3 separate regions of the Homo sapiens genome follow, and all the other regions are linked to region 1. The links are chromatin contacts, found by Hi-C or POLR2A ChIA-PET in ENCODE. All regions are on one chromosome and are shown on one strand. Each heading gives the region's core, a stretch centred on a gene start or an enhancer-like site at or near the end of the contact. The rest is flanking DNA. Distances are from core to core; before and after follow the strand shown. Region 1 has its middle 3.9 kb from the start of TRC-GCA2-1. Region 2 has its middle 16 kb from the start of SPRY1. Region 3 has its middle 62 kb from the start of LINC01091.

The links. Hi-C counts contacts between places; a loop is a spot of excess contacts on that map. ChIA-PET counts read pairs that join two places held with the same protein, here RNA polymerase II (POLR2A). Pooled maps may share reads with other maps.
Region 2: a loop to region 1 is called in a map of heart left ventricle, with 3 times the contacts of the local background. The contact joins two enhancer-like sites. A Hi-C loop is called at or near these places in 19 of 168 maps with a recorded cell type or tissue (HepG2, PC-3, Panc1 and 10 more), 1 of 37 single-sample maps with no recorded cell type and 16 of 50 pooled maps. POLR2A ChIA-PET finds 5 or more read pairs at or near these places in 10 of 52 experiments (A549, AG04450, HepG2 and 4 more).
Region 3: a map of gastrocnemius medialis shows a loop between it and region 1 (2.6-fold over the local background). The contact joins two enhancer-like sites. A Hi-C loop is called at or near these places in 3 of 168 maps with a recorded cell type or tissue (HepG2, endothelial cell of hepatic sinusoid and gastrocnemius medialis) and 3 of 50 pooled maps. POLR2A ChIA-PET finds 5 or more read pairs at or near these places in 2 of 52 experiments (HEK293 and activated T-cell).

The regions. Positions count from the first base shown.
Region 1 is chr4:123,502,896-123,507,236 of GRCh38, reverse strand. No RefSeq gene overlaps it. Among named protein-coding and RNA genes, the nearest start is that of TRC-GCA2-1, 3.9 kb to the left of the region's middle. RefSeq lists an enhancer at 849-1,696. Within about 2 kb of position 1,871, at least 29 of the 41 ENCODE cell types and tissues checked have a DNase peak (open chromatin) inside an H3K27ac peak, as active enhancers do.
Region 2 is chr4:123,410,540-123,414,880 of GRCh38, reverse strand. No RefSeq gene overlaps it. Among named protein-coding and RNA genes, the nearest start is that of SPRY1, 16 kb to the right of the region's middle. Within about 2 kb of position 2,045, at least 2 of the 41 ENCODE cell types and tissues checked have a DNase peak (open chromatin) inside an H3K27ac peak, as active enhancers do.
Region 3 is chr4:123,586,183-123,590,523 of GRCh38, reverse strand. No RefSeq gene overlaps it. Among named protein-coding and RNA genes, the nearest start is that of LINC01091, 62 kb to the left of the region's middle. RefSeq lists an enhancer at 1,643-1,692. Within about 2 kb of position 1,928, at least 18 of the 41 ENCODE cell types and tissues checked have a DNase peak (open chromatin) inside an H3K27ac peak, as active enhancers do.

The DNA.
Region 1 (4,341 bases), core at 622-3,121:
CTGACAGCTGTCCCTTCAGATTTTTCCTTTGTTTTGTATTACTATGGCTAGAACAGCCCAGCAGGACCATGACTGTATTTTTTTTTATTGTTTTTTTTGAGACAGCTCACTCTGTCGCCCAAGCTAGAGTGCAGTGGCACGATTTGGGCTCACTGCAACCTCCGCCTTCTGGGTTCAAACGATTCTCCCATCTCAGCCTCCTGAGTAACTGGGATCCAAGCCCGGCTAATTTTTGTATTTTTTAGTAGAGACAGGGTTTCACCGTCTTGGCGAGGCTGGTCTCAAACTCCTGACCTCAAGTGATCCGCCCGCCTGGGCCTCCGAAAGTGCTGGGATTACAGGCGTGAGCCACTGCGCCTCGCCTGACTGCATGTTTTAAACAAAAACTGAGACTTATATGTGTGGACGGTTGGTTGAATTCATTTCAGACTGACTGGGGGTGGGATCTGATGGTCCTAGTGTATCCCCAGTCCCGCTGCAAGTGGAGTCCTCCATGTCGTTAGGAAGATCAGAAAAGCTATCTTGTGAAATGTCACCATGCTCCAGGGCTCTATGGGCAGTCTTCCACTTTTCTACAATACCCCAAACCTATGTGTACCTTTCCCCAGCCTGATGTTGAACACACTCTAAATTACAGCTGTGGACACAGAAGCACAGGTGCGGCCCAGCTGCAGTGGCCATCCTGCCCATCAACCTCTCTGCTTACAAGCCCAAGAGGTCAATGCGAAGCAGCAGGGCCCCCTGAGGACAAGACGTCTCCCTTTTCCCGTAGTTGCACGGGAAGCAACCCGAGACCTCCGAACTTGATGTTTAATGTGAAAAAAGGAAAGAGAGGGAGCCCATGAAAAACAATCTTGCAAGAATTCTGAACACACTTCTTTCGGCTACTCTCTGCCTAAGTGCAAAGGGCACCAAAAGGGTACGTGGGGTCTCCACTGTACTCATGGCTCACCAAAAGAGGCGACTCCCTTCCAGCAATTACTTTTTCTTAATACGGAGGCGCTTCGGCAGGGCTGACCAGACCCATGAGTCTCTCATGCCCTCTCCTTGACAATGCAGCAAGGGGGAATAGCAACAGTTAAAAGAGCGGACCACCTTAAGTAAAGGAAAAAGCGTATTTCCATATTCTTAAACAAAGGGGTTCTGCACCATCTGTCCCTGTCTGGGTGCCTCCGCTCCACACTGAGAGGATTTGCGAGGGATTCAAGTGCACCTTATAGATTAAATAGTCACTCGGCTGCTTAAGCCCGGTTGCCCAGACAATGGCCGCGCAGAGCGCCCCTTCCTCCTTCCTTCCTGTCGAGCGTTCTGCCTGACTACACAAACTCAATGCGCGCGGCTCCCCCGATGCAAGAAGTGGACTTGACCGGAGCTAAAACCAACAAAGGCAGATTCTGGTGGGAGCTGCGGAAGCGCCGGGCACTGAGTCAACAAGCGGGTCGCATTGAAATGCAAATGGCGCGGCCGCGGCCCCGGCGCACCACCTCCCGCTCCTTAACTTCTCAACCCCCGGGCCTCGCCGGGCCTTGAATGGCTCCTTTGACGCGCGGTGGCCGGCTCGGGCCGTGGTCGCGGCCTCGGCGGCGGCGGCGGCAGCGCTGCGTCCCTGCGAACTCTTTTTTTTTTTTTTTTTTTTTTGCCGTAGTTATAATTGCCCTAACTCATCATCACATCATCATCATCACCCTTCCAGACTTGCGGGTGTACACAGCCTGAAGCGCAGAATTCCCTGATCAGTGACCGAGGAACTGAAAATTTCAGCCTGCTGCTAAGGGGGGAAAAAAGTTCCAAAGTCCAATTGTGGCGGTTAGGTTTTGTTTTTTCTAAGAATTTACTCACTTAAGTATTTACTCACTTAAATCCTGTGCGCTTTCTTTTATCCAGAAAGAACCAGACTTAAATTTTTTCAGGTGCTAGATGACATATTTAGCTTAGAAGGAAGTTCTCGCGGATGCTCTGTAAACGTTTAAGTAAAAACAAATCCCGTTTGGCACTTAGTTACCGCCCGCCGTCTCTCCCCACGCCTCCATCCCTTGTTTTACTTTGGCGAGATAATATTATCAGTTTGCTGTTTATTTTGTGCTTTCCCTAAGGTCTAAAGTTAATGCATGTCCTGTTAAAATTCCTACAGGACAGTAAAGGGAGAGTAAAGGTGAGTTTTCTTTACAGAAATAAAAGGCTAATTTAATTTTTTTAAACGATGAGTTACTAGTAGTAGTTTAAAGCTACGTGGTAATTAAAAGTCACCTGAAAACCTAAGATGACCTTCTACAGGAGCTATATTTGGCTGCTATTTCAGACTGTTAGGAAATAAGGACTGATATATCTATAACAAATATAATGAAGTAAATAATTTTTCAACTCCTAATTTTGTAAGTTAACCAGAATATAATCGTATTTGAACATCTAATAGTTGTGTAATTCACTGAAATACACAGATTATTTTGCTAAAAAGCAACTAAAGAAACATGCTACCATCTTTAATTTTGCATAATTTTTAATTTATTTGGTATAACAGAGTCGAATTTAAGAAAAACTTTCATAGTTGGCGTGGCTTAAAATCAGAATACTTTATGCTTTTTGAAGGTAGGTCTTTTCTTTTGGTAACACCTCCCTACCCAGCACACAGGTGTGTGTGCAAACACACACACACACACACTTTGGCCTATAAAAAATAATTGTTGGATTGCGTTGAGCTGAGTTGAGTAGACTTAAAGAGTCGAGTTGCTCTACAAGGCAAGATTCAGAATTACAGTAATGGCATTACTTTCTGTAATGTATATCCAATAGTTCTGCTTGCGCATCCATTCTCCCTTATAGAAGGTGAACCTAATTTTCATTCAGAGGACTATCCCTCTCCCACTCACAGTCTCAGTGGTTCAGTGAGGCCGACCCCATCCACATACATGGCTCCAGGGCCACAGCTAGTCCATACAATGTCTTCACACAAGTTAGAAAAATGCACTGCTTCCTTCAGGCAAATGAAGTCCAGCACCAGAGCACCAGCCTTGCCCAGAAAATAGCCAGGGTTGCACTGCCTTGTCAGCTGGGGCTTTGTACACTTCACATCACATGCAGTCCTTCCTATTTCCAGCAGTAAACATGTGACTGCCATCAGCCTATTCAGTCTATAGTGGTAAGTTTCAGGAACAGGCATATGAACCAAGTTGATCTCATGATAGCCGGGAACTTTTGCTGAAATTATTAGAATAAAGCCATTCTTGCTTTCTAGTGGAACTGAATAACTCAGGGGTTCCCAACCCCCAGGCCACATACTGGTACTGGTCCGTGGCCTGCTAGGAACTGGGCCACACAGCAGGACACTGCTCCCCATTGCTCACATTACCACCTGAGCTCCGCCTCCTGTCAGATCAGCTGTGGCATTAGATTCTCATAGGAGAATAAACCCTATTGTGAACTGCACATGCAAGGGATCTAGGTTGCCAGCTCCTGAGAATCTAAAGCCTGATGATCTGTCACTGTCTCCCATCACTCCCAGATGGTCCCATCTGGTTGCAGGAAAACAAGCTCAGGGGTCCCACTGATTCTACATTATGGTGAATTGTATTGTTATTTCATTATATATTATAATGTAATAATAGAAATAAAGTCCACAATAAATGTAATGCACTTGAATCATCCAGAAACCATCCCCCACTCCCAGGTCCATGGAAAAATTGTCTTCCACAAAACCAGTCACTGGTGCCAAAAAGATTAGGGACTGCTGGAATAAGTGGTAGCATACAGACTTGGGGCTGCACTCTACCATCCTGTCATCAGTGAGGAACAGTCATCCATAGGAAAGAAAGAGAAGGAGAGTGAGAGATTAACCATATCATATGAGCACCCAGATACAGCCATATCTAAATCAATCACCTTTTCAGTGATGTAAGCCAATAAATTCCTTCTTTTAAATAAGCCATTTTAAGGCCGGGTGTGGTGGCTCACACCTGTAATCTCAGCACTTTGGGAGGCTGAGGCGGGTGGATCACCTGAGGTCAGGAGTTCGACCAGCCTGACCAATATGGTGAAACCCCCGTCTCTACTAAAAATACAAAAATTAGCCAGGCCTGGTGGCACACACCTGTAATCCCAGCTACTCAGGAGGCTGAAGCAGAAGAATCGCTTGAACCGGGGAGGCAGAGGTTGCAGTGAGCCGAGATTGCGCCACTGCACTCCAGCCTGAGTGACAGAGCGAGATTCCTTCTCAAAAAAAAAAAAAATAAAGTAAAATAAATAAGCCATTTTAATGATTTTTCTGTCATTTGCAATCCAAAAGAGTTTTGACCAATACAGTTGCCGCAGTAGGAAAATGTAAATCTCACAGTAAATGATAAGTAT
Region 2 (4,341 bases), core at 796-3,295, 93 kb after region 1:
TCAGCCTCCCAAGTAGCTGGGATTACAGGTGTGAGCCACCACGCCTGGCTTTGTTGTTGTTGTTGTTGTTTTGAGACGGAGTCTCGCTCTGTGGCCCAGGCTGGAGTGCAGTGGCATGATCTCGGCTCACTGCAAGCTCCGCCTCCCGGCTTAACGTCATTCTCCTGCTTCAGCCTCCCGAGTAGCTGGGACTACAGGCGCCCGCCACTACACCCAGCTAATTTTTTATATTTTTAGTAGAGACGGGGTTTCACCGTGTTAGCCAGGCTGGTCTCGAACTCCTGACCTCAGGTGATCCGCCCGCCTCGGCCTCCCAAAGCGCTGGGATTACAGGGATTACATATTGCCCAATCACCTTCCTTCCTTTCTCTATCATCATCACCACCACCAGCAGGCAGAGAAAAATACAGGGAATAAGGAAAACCAAGACTCTTTATGTTGCAAACATTTTTTTTCTTTTCTTTTTTTTTTTTTTGAGGCAGAATCTCGCTCTGTCGCCCAGGCTGGAGTGCAGTGGCGAGATCTCGGCTCACTCCAAGCTCCGCCTCCTGGGTTCATGCCATTCGCCTGCCTCAGCTGGGACTACAGGCGCCCGCCACCACGCCTGGCTAATTTTTTAATTTTTAGTTGGGAGGGGGTTTCACTGTGTTAGCCAGGATGGTCTCGATTTCCTGACCTCGTGATCCGCCCACCTCGGCCTCCCAAAGTGCTGGGATTACAGGCGTGAGCTGCCGCGCCCGGCCTGCAAACATTGTTTTTCAGGATACTTCAATGATTCAAAATGTAATGACTGGATTAGGAGGGTGGAGTAGGGGAGTAGTGGAAGAAATGTTTTAGCAGTTAAAGAGAAAAAGGCTGAATTGGTGAATTTTATTTTTTTGAGATAGAGTCTCACTCTGTCTCACAGACTGGAGTGCAGTGGTGCCATCTCAGCTTACTGCAACCTCCACCTCCTGGGTTCAAGCGATCCTCCCACCTCAACCTCCTGAGTAGCTGGGATCCATGCCCAGCTAATTTTTGTATTTTTGGTAGAGACAGGGTTTCACCATGTTGGCCAGGCTGGTCCTGAACTCCTGACCTCAAATGATCTGCCCACCTCGGCCTCCCAAAGTGCTGGGATTACAGGTGTGAGCCACTGTGCCCCACCAAGCTTGGTGAATTTTAAAGTTCTGGAACTTGGGTGTTTCTGACAACAAAGTTCAGATACATAAGTCACTGAAAAGTGTATACAGTGAAGCTGTATACAGTGAACTCTGGGAGGCTGAGGTGAAAGAATGAAAAATTTAGTTTCTGTTTGATTTACAAAGCCTTTGCTTCTTTCCTGTCTTCTTGCTTCCTGCCTTCTGTCCACTTCATTACTCATTAACCATTCCAGGAGAGATGGGGGTTGGGGGGTTGGGGGCGGGGAGAGACTCTTAAATCTGCACAATTAGTAGAATGTTGAGTGGGGAAAATTTTGATCTCCTTCTATATTTCATTTACACAAATGTCTCTGCCTTCCATTACCAGAGATGAGTTAACCCGGTACCAAATGGCCAAGACTTCTCCTCCCCCACCTTCTACAACCAATCAGATCAAGCTCACAACCTCCTTTCAGCCTCTACTGTCCCTGTCACATTAATCACCTTGGCTCCTATATTATTTATCCAGCTGGTCTCCCTCTTGCCCCCCAGTCCATCAGCAGCATGCAGTGTTGCCTAAGTATCCTTCTGAAACTCTAATCTGTTCATGCCATTCTCCTTATTATCATCTGTCAATGACTATCACCCACAGGATAGAGCCTAAACTTTTAAACATGACATTTCCACTTTCCATGACTGGCTCCTCTTTTCCCCACAGGCATCTTACACTCCAAACATACTAAATTACTTGCAATGTTCTCATCATGCCATGATCATTCCCACTTAACATGCCTTTGGACTTTTCCAAAATGCTTTTCTCTCCCTTGTCTACTTGACTCATTACTACTCATCTTTCAAGGCTTTTTTTATGAAGGCTTCTCTGATTTACAAAGACAGATTTGGCTGCCTCCTCCCAGAGTGTTTCCATGGCCCCATTTACCGCCAGTGATAGCATCATTCACATTGCTAAAAAGTTACGAATTACTATTCAAAGATACAGTTGTTAAATTGATGAATGCATAGTTGACAAAGCCAAGTTCTTATTTTCTCTCAAAAATTGCCAATATTGTAGACATTAGAAATGGTATCAAAAGACCCTGCAAACATTAATCTCAGCATTTTTCCTTATTCTGAAGCTTTTAATAAATCTACAAAGTTGATCAACAACAAATATTTACTGAGCTCTTCCTCTGTTGTATAATCACGATTCCAGGTACTAGATAGCAAAATGTTAAAACCGATAAATGTTGGTTTCATCCTTTTTTGTCTTCCCTAATTGAATTGTTTCTGGTACTAAAGGGTAAAACCTAAAAAGGCAGACACAAAGGGGAAATTATAGGCAATTCAAAGAACAGGTTTACAAACCACAAAGTGACAAGTTAAAGTTTCACATGCTCTGTAAATAACTCTGACACCAACAGTTTTCTTTATAAAGATAGGCCTCTCTACATTTAGAGTAATAGACAGATTCTGGGTGGCCCAGAAGAATAAAATGTACTTCTGTGAGGGAATCAAATTTACTCACAGCTTCCACTGCAAATCTGCAACGTGCAAACTCTGTGAAGCAGGCAAGACTAAGATCTTGGACTGAATCTCTTTGCTTCCTCAAGTGCCTCTGAAGTGCACAAAAGCTGAAAGAAGGGAATGTGGAAAGCAGAAGGTCTTTTGGCTGTGTGTATTATTTTGACTGAATTGACAGGTCAATCTATTTCATGTAGATATTTTCTTTATTCAGTAACAGATTTTGTTAACAGATCGTTTGTGCTATAAATGGAGCACATCCGTTACAATAAATTCTACTCCACTAGTTCATTTCTTATTAAAATTATCCTTATTAAGAAATCCTACATTTTTATCAGCTCTTGTAATCCATTAGTTTAGAAATAAGTTAGAGCACCTAAAAATATTCCTCCCAAACATAAACAGCTTCTAGATATTTTTTTCTCCACCTATCATTCTAGCATTTTTTTTTTCTTTCTGAGACAGGGTCTTGCTCTGTCACTTGGGCTGGAGTGCAGTTGTGGGAACATGGCTCACCACAGCCTCAACCTCCTGGGCTCAAAGGGATCCTCCCACCTCAGCCTCCTGAGTAGCAGGGACTATAGGCACAAGCCCCCAGGCCTGGCTAATTTTTTGTAGATGTTTTGGCCAATGAACGTTTTTCACTATTTTTTTTTTTTTTTTTGGAAGACAGAGTCTCACTCTGTCGCCCACGGTGGAGTGCAGTAGCACGATCTCGGCTCACTGCAACCTCTGCCTCCCAGGTTCAAGCAATTCTCTGCCTCAGCCTCCCAAGTAGCTGGGATTACAGGCACCCACCATCATGCTCAGCTAATTTTTGTATTTTTAGTAGAGACGGGGGTTTCACCATGTTGGCCAGGCTGGTCTTGAACTCCTGACCTCGTGATCCACCCACCTCAGCCTCCCAAAGTGCTGGGATTACAGGCGTGAGCCACTGCACCTGGCTGTTTTTCACATTTTATGTAGACATTTATTTTCACATGTATCTTGACATTCCCTGCAGCTCATTGTGGGGGGCAATTAAGGCAGAGAATAAGTGTTACCTGCGGCCAATAAGAAATAATGAATTTCTGGCCAGGCGCGGTGGCTCACGCCTGTAATCCCAACACTTTGGGAGGCTGAAGCAGGTGGATCATCTGAGGTCAGGAGTTCAAGACCAGCCTGGCCAACATGGTGAAACTCTGTCTCTACCAGAAATACAAAAGTTACCCAGGCATGGTGGTGGGCACCTGTAATCCCAGCTACTCAGGAGGCTAAGGCAGGAGAATCTCTTGAACCCTGGAGGCTGCAGTGGGCTGAGATCGCACCACTGCACTCCAGCATGGGCAACGGAGCAAGGCTCCATTTCAAAAAAAAAAAAAAAGAAAGAAATGATGAATTTCTTTTAGGGGCCTTCCAATTTGCCCAGGCTGGTCTCAAACTCCTGAGCTCAAGAGATGTTCCCAAAGTGTTGGGATTACAGACCACCGCCCAGCCAACTTCCAATATTTTAATACCTAAATTAACAACTCTTCTAACACATTGGCCTCCATTTTCTCCTTATCTTCATCCTTAGTTCCATATATCTCTAACTCTTATCACCTGAGCTACCTGTTAGCACAGAGAAACTCCAGGTTTCCTCAGCATTTAAAAATGGCCTGCCTGGCCAGGTGTAGCGGTTTATGCCTGTAATCCCAGCACTTTGGGAAGCTGAGGCAGG
Region 3 (4,341 bases), core at 679-3,178, 83 kb before region 1:
TTGAGCGCAGGAGACAGAGGTTGCAGTGAGCCGAGATCACGCCACTGCACTTCAGCCTGGGCGACAGTGTGAGACTCCGTCTCAAAAAACAAAAAAAAAAAAACAAAAAAAAAAAACAAAAAAAAAAATGCAGAGTTGGGTAGTTGGGATAAAACCACATGACTCACAAAACATAACATATTTACTATCTGTTCCATTACAGGAAAAGTTTGACAGCTCCTCATTTAGAAGATCCCTAAGGAGTCATTAAGTGGTAATTGTCACAAAGTTTTCACGTGTAACAAATATTCTTCAGAATCTGCTGTCGTCTTATAAATCCACCAATCTCATTATCAACCCTCCCCTGTGACTGAGGCCCTGATTTCTTTCTTATTTGCCATTTCTCCGTGTCTGCAATTATTCACAAGATAACTGGGGCATCTACTACCATTGATTCTTCTTCTTTAGTAAACACAAAAAAATGAATAATCAGAGAAAGATGTGGTAAAGACTCTAACAATGCATTCAGAAGTCAACAGCAGGGATTGTAAGCAATCTCTCGTTGTCATTTTAGTTGGGGTATTTGACATAACCCATAAAGCATCCCTCAGTGACATACCTGAAGGCTGTTACTTGGAAAGTTGAGCCAGTAAACTCAAAGAAGAAATATGATATATAGCACAGCTTATTATCAAAAAGGTTTGCACCTCTGCCTTAACTAACATATCCCAGTCAAATGAATGATAGTGAAACTGAAATAACATGAAACAGCCAAAAATATATTGTTTATCATTTCAAAGTAAAATGCTAGACAAGGTCAAGGATAATGTATAGTATCTCACAAGAAATATTATCCCTAGAGCATGACGATTTTCCACATGATATTCTGGAATTTTAAAAAAAATTAAAATATTGATTATATGGGTCTTCTTTCCTCTGTAGTTGCTGTTTCATTTGACATATGATTAGAATTATGCAATTTATCTTTCTTCCTTCCGAGAAGTTGAGAAATATCAGAATTTTGAACTGGAAGGATCTTAGTTCAACCCTTTGAATTTTATTGGATGAAATTGAGGCCCAAACCACACACCCAACGGAAGAAAAACTGAACTAAAACTAAGATCTTCTGACTCTTAGTCAAAAATTCTTTTTTACACCATGATGAGTCCATTTATCTTCACCTGTTGGATATGTCAGTAGATAATTACTTGGTGAAGAAATACTAAGAGGAAGCTTTGTTGTATATACTTCCTTCGTGGTGATTTAAGTTAAATTCTGAGGCCCTAAGCAAAACTTTTAGAAAAGGTCCCATCACTGTTGATTAACTGCAGAAGAACTGAAGAGTAAACAGCTGTTCAAAGGAAAGTCCTCATCTTAGTGAGGTCAGTCCCACTTGGGCTGACCTCACTAAGACGCAGGCACCGCTCTGCTCAGGCAGTAGTTACGACCAACCGCCTTTGGAAAAACTTGTAGTTCTTTTTTTGGTTACTCCCACTGCCCCTCCTGTTCCCTAGAGTGCACAGTAAAGACTAGATGGCTTCTGTATAATGACTGTGGTCAGCTATAAATATAAGGAAAATGAACATGCAACGTCTTGATGTCAAGCTAATTTTAGCTTAACAGTTTCATTTTAAGTATGCCCAACCAAGACTGGACACACCATGGTTCAAGTTTTAAAAATAGAAATTACAAAACCACAGCGTGGAACCCAAATTGTTCAGATTGTAGTAACAGTGACTGAAATGCTCTTGGTGATGTTGCCAACAGGAGGCCCTTCAATGCACAGTGGTGAGCTCCCAAACCACATGGATAAATAGATTCGGTCACCCCTATGAGGTGAACAATAGACCCTATGTTGTGGCTTCGGTTCTGTTGTCATGAATGTAAATAATTTCTCATCATTCATATGTGGACAATGCTCTGTGTGTTACAGAACACATTCTGTGGGCAGGTGTGGAAAAGTTTTCTTACCAAGTTTTATATACTGCCATCTCAATCTTTTACCTTACCTTTTGGAGTTAGCAGCGTGTCTGACTACTGTTTCAATCCACAGAACAGCTACAGAATCTGTCTGAAGATTCCAGCCTGCTATTTTTCTTCAAATCTGGGTTTCAATCTTGGTTAATGTTTGCCCAGAAATATGTAATTGCGGACTTCCTCCTCATAAACCCTTCCAGAGTGTAGGCTGCCAGTCTAGCATGCTATTATTATCTCTTTGCCTCAGGGCTAACGCAGGGTGTGCCCTCGTAGTCACAGGATAGATGATAACCTGCTCCCTGCCAGGAAGCCAGGATGGTTAGCAGCTGCCGCTAAGAAAAAACACATCTTGCATGTGTCCAGTATTGTTTGTATTTCTTCTCCTTTGGATAAACAAATTTTAACTGGTTTATTAAAAACTCACAGGCTGGGCACGGTGACTCACGCCTGTAATCCTAGCACTTTGAGAGGCCCAGGCGGGTGGATTGCCTGAGCTCAGGAGTTTGAGATCAGCCTGAGCAACACTGTGAAACCCCCATCTCTATTAAAATACAAAAAAATTAGCTGGACGTGGCAACATGTGCTTGTAATCCCAGTTACTTGGGAGTCTGAGGCAAGAGAATTGCTTGAACCCCAGAGACGGAAGTTGCAGTGAGCTGAGATCACGCCATTGCACTCCAGCCTGGGCAACAGAGTGAGACTCGGTCTCAAAAAAAAATAATAAAAAGTAAATAAATAAATAAAAATAAAAACTCATGCTCGCCTTTTTCTTTCTTTTTTCTTTTTCTTTTTTTGAGAACTCATTTACTCTATTCACATTAGTGACTGTGATTTGGATGTGCCTGTTCTCTGTTCCTCACTCAACCTAACTTACAGAGGAATTATTTTCCATTCATTGAATGTCACTTCCTTGTGAGGCTCTGTTACACACCTGCCCCCCACCCACCTGCCCCCAGAACATGAGCACACACATACAGACAATATTAGAGTTTAAAGCAATATTTTTTGTTTTTGAGACAGGCTCTTGCTTTGTCACCCAGGCTGGAATGCAGTGGCACGATCATAGCTCACTGCAGCCTTGACCTCCTGGGCTCAAGTGATCCTTCCACCTTGGCCTCCTGGGTAGCTGGGATTACAGGTGTGTGCCACCATGCCCAGCTAATTTTTGTAGTTTTAGTAAAGATGGAGTTTTACCATGTTGTCCTGGCTGGTCTTGAACTCCTGGGCTCAAGCAATCTGCCTGCCTTGGCCTCCCAAAGTGCTGGGATTACAGGTGCAAGCCACTGTGCTCCACTTACTGCAACCTTCTTTAGGCTACCCTAGTACTGTATTACATCTCTATTATAAAATACCATGGGCTGACTTGTATTATATTTGCCTATGTCCCTTCACATTTACTTCTTCAGCTAGATTGACCTTCTTATTGATCTCTGTATTCTCAGGGCTTACCAGTTAGTTCAGGCCTAAAATAAACTTAATTAGTAATGTCTTTTGTACTAAAGTATGATTTACATATGTCAAATTCTCCCTTTTTCATGTACAGTTCCGTGAAATTTGATAAATACATGCAGTCATGTAACCACCACCACCACAATCAAGATATAGACAAGTTCCATTACCCCAAAACATATCCCATCCTATTGCAGCTAACCCCTTCCCCTCAGCCCCAGTCCCTGGCATCCCTGTTTTCTGTTCCTATGGTCCTGCATGTTATATATATATGAAAGCATTCAGTCTGCAGTCTTTAGAGTATGGCTCCTGTCACTTAATATAATGCATTTGAGATCCATCCAAATTATTACTGTTATTACTGTAGCAGTAGTTCATTCCTTTTTATTGCTAAGAAGTATTCCATTTATAAATCTGCCACAGTAATTATACCCATTCCCAGTTGAGAGACATTTGAGTTGTTTCCAGCTTGAGGAGATAGTGAATAAAGTAGCTATAAATAATCACATTCAGCTTTTTATGTGAATACACATTTTTATTTAATTTGGATAAATAACTAGAATAGGATTACTGGGTCATAGTAAGTACAGGTTTAACTTCATAAGAACCTGCTTAACTGTTTGCCAGAGGCTATATTTCCTTTCACATTCCCAGCAGCTATCTATGAATTCTAGTTTCTCTACATCCTCACCAACACGTAACATAATCAGTTTCTTTGTATTTTAGCCATTTTAATAGATGTAATTTTAATTTTCATCTCCCTAGAAATTAATGATGTTGAGCACATTTTAGTGTGTCTATTTGCCGTCCATACTTCTTTAGCAAAATGTCTACTCAAATATTTTATTCATTTTGGGGGGGTTGTTTGTTTTCTTGGAGTTTTAAAAGTTTTTTTGTATAGTCTGGACATGCATTCTCCACCAGATATGTGAATTA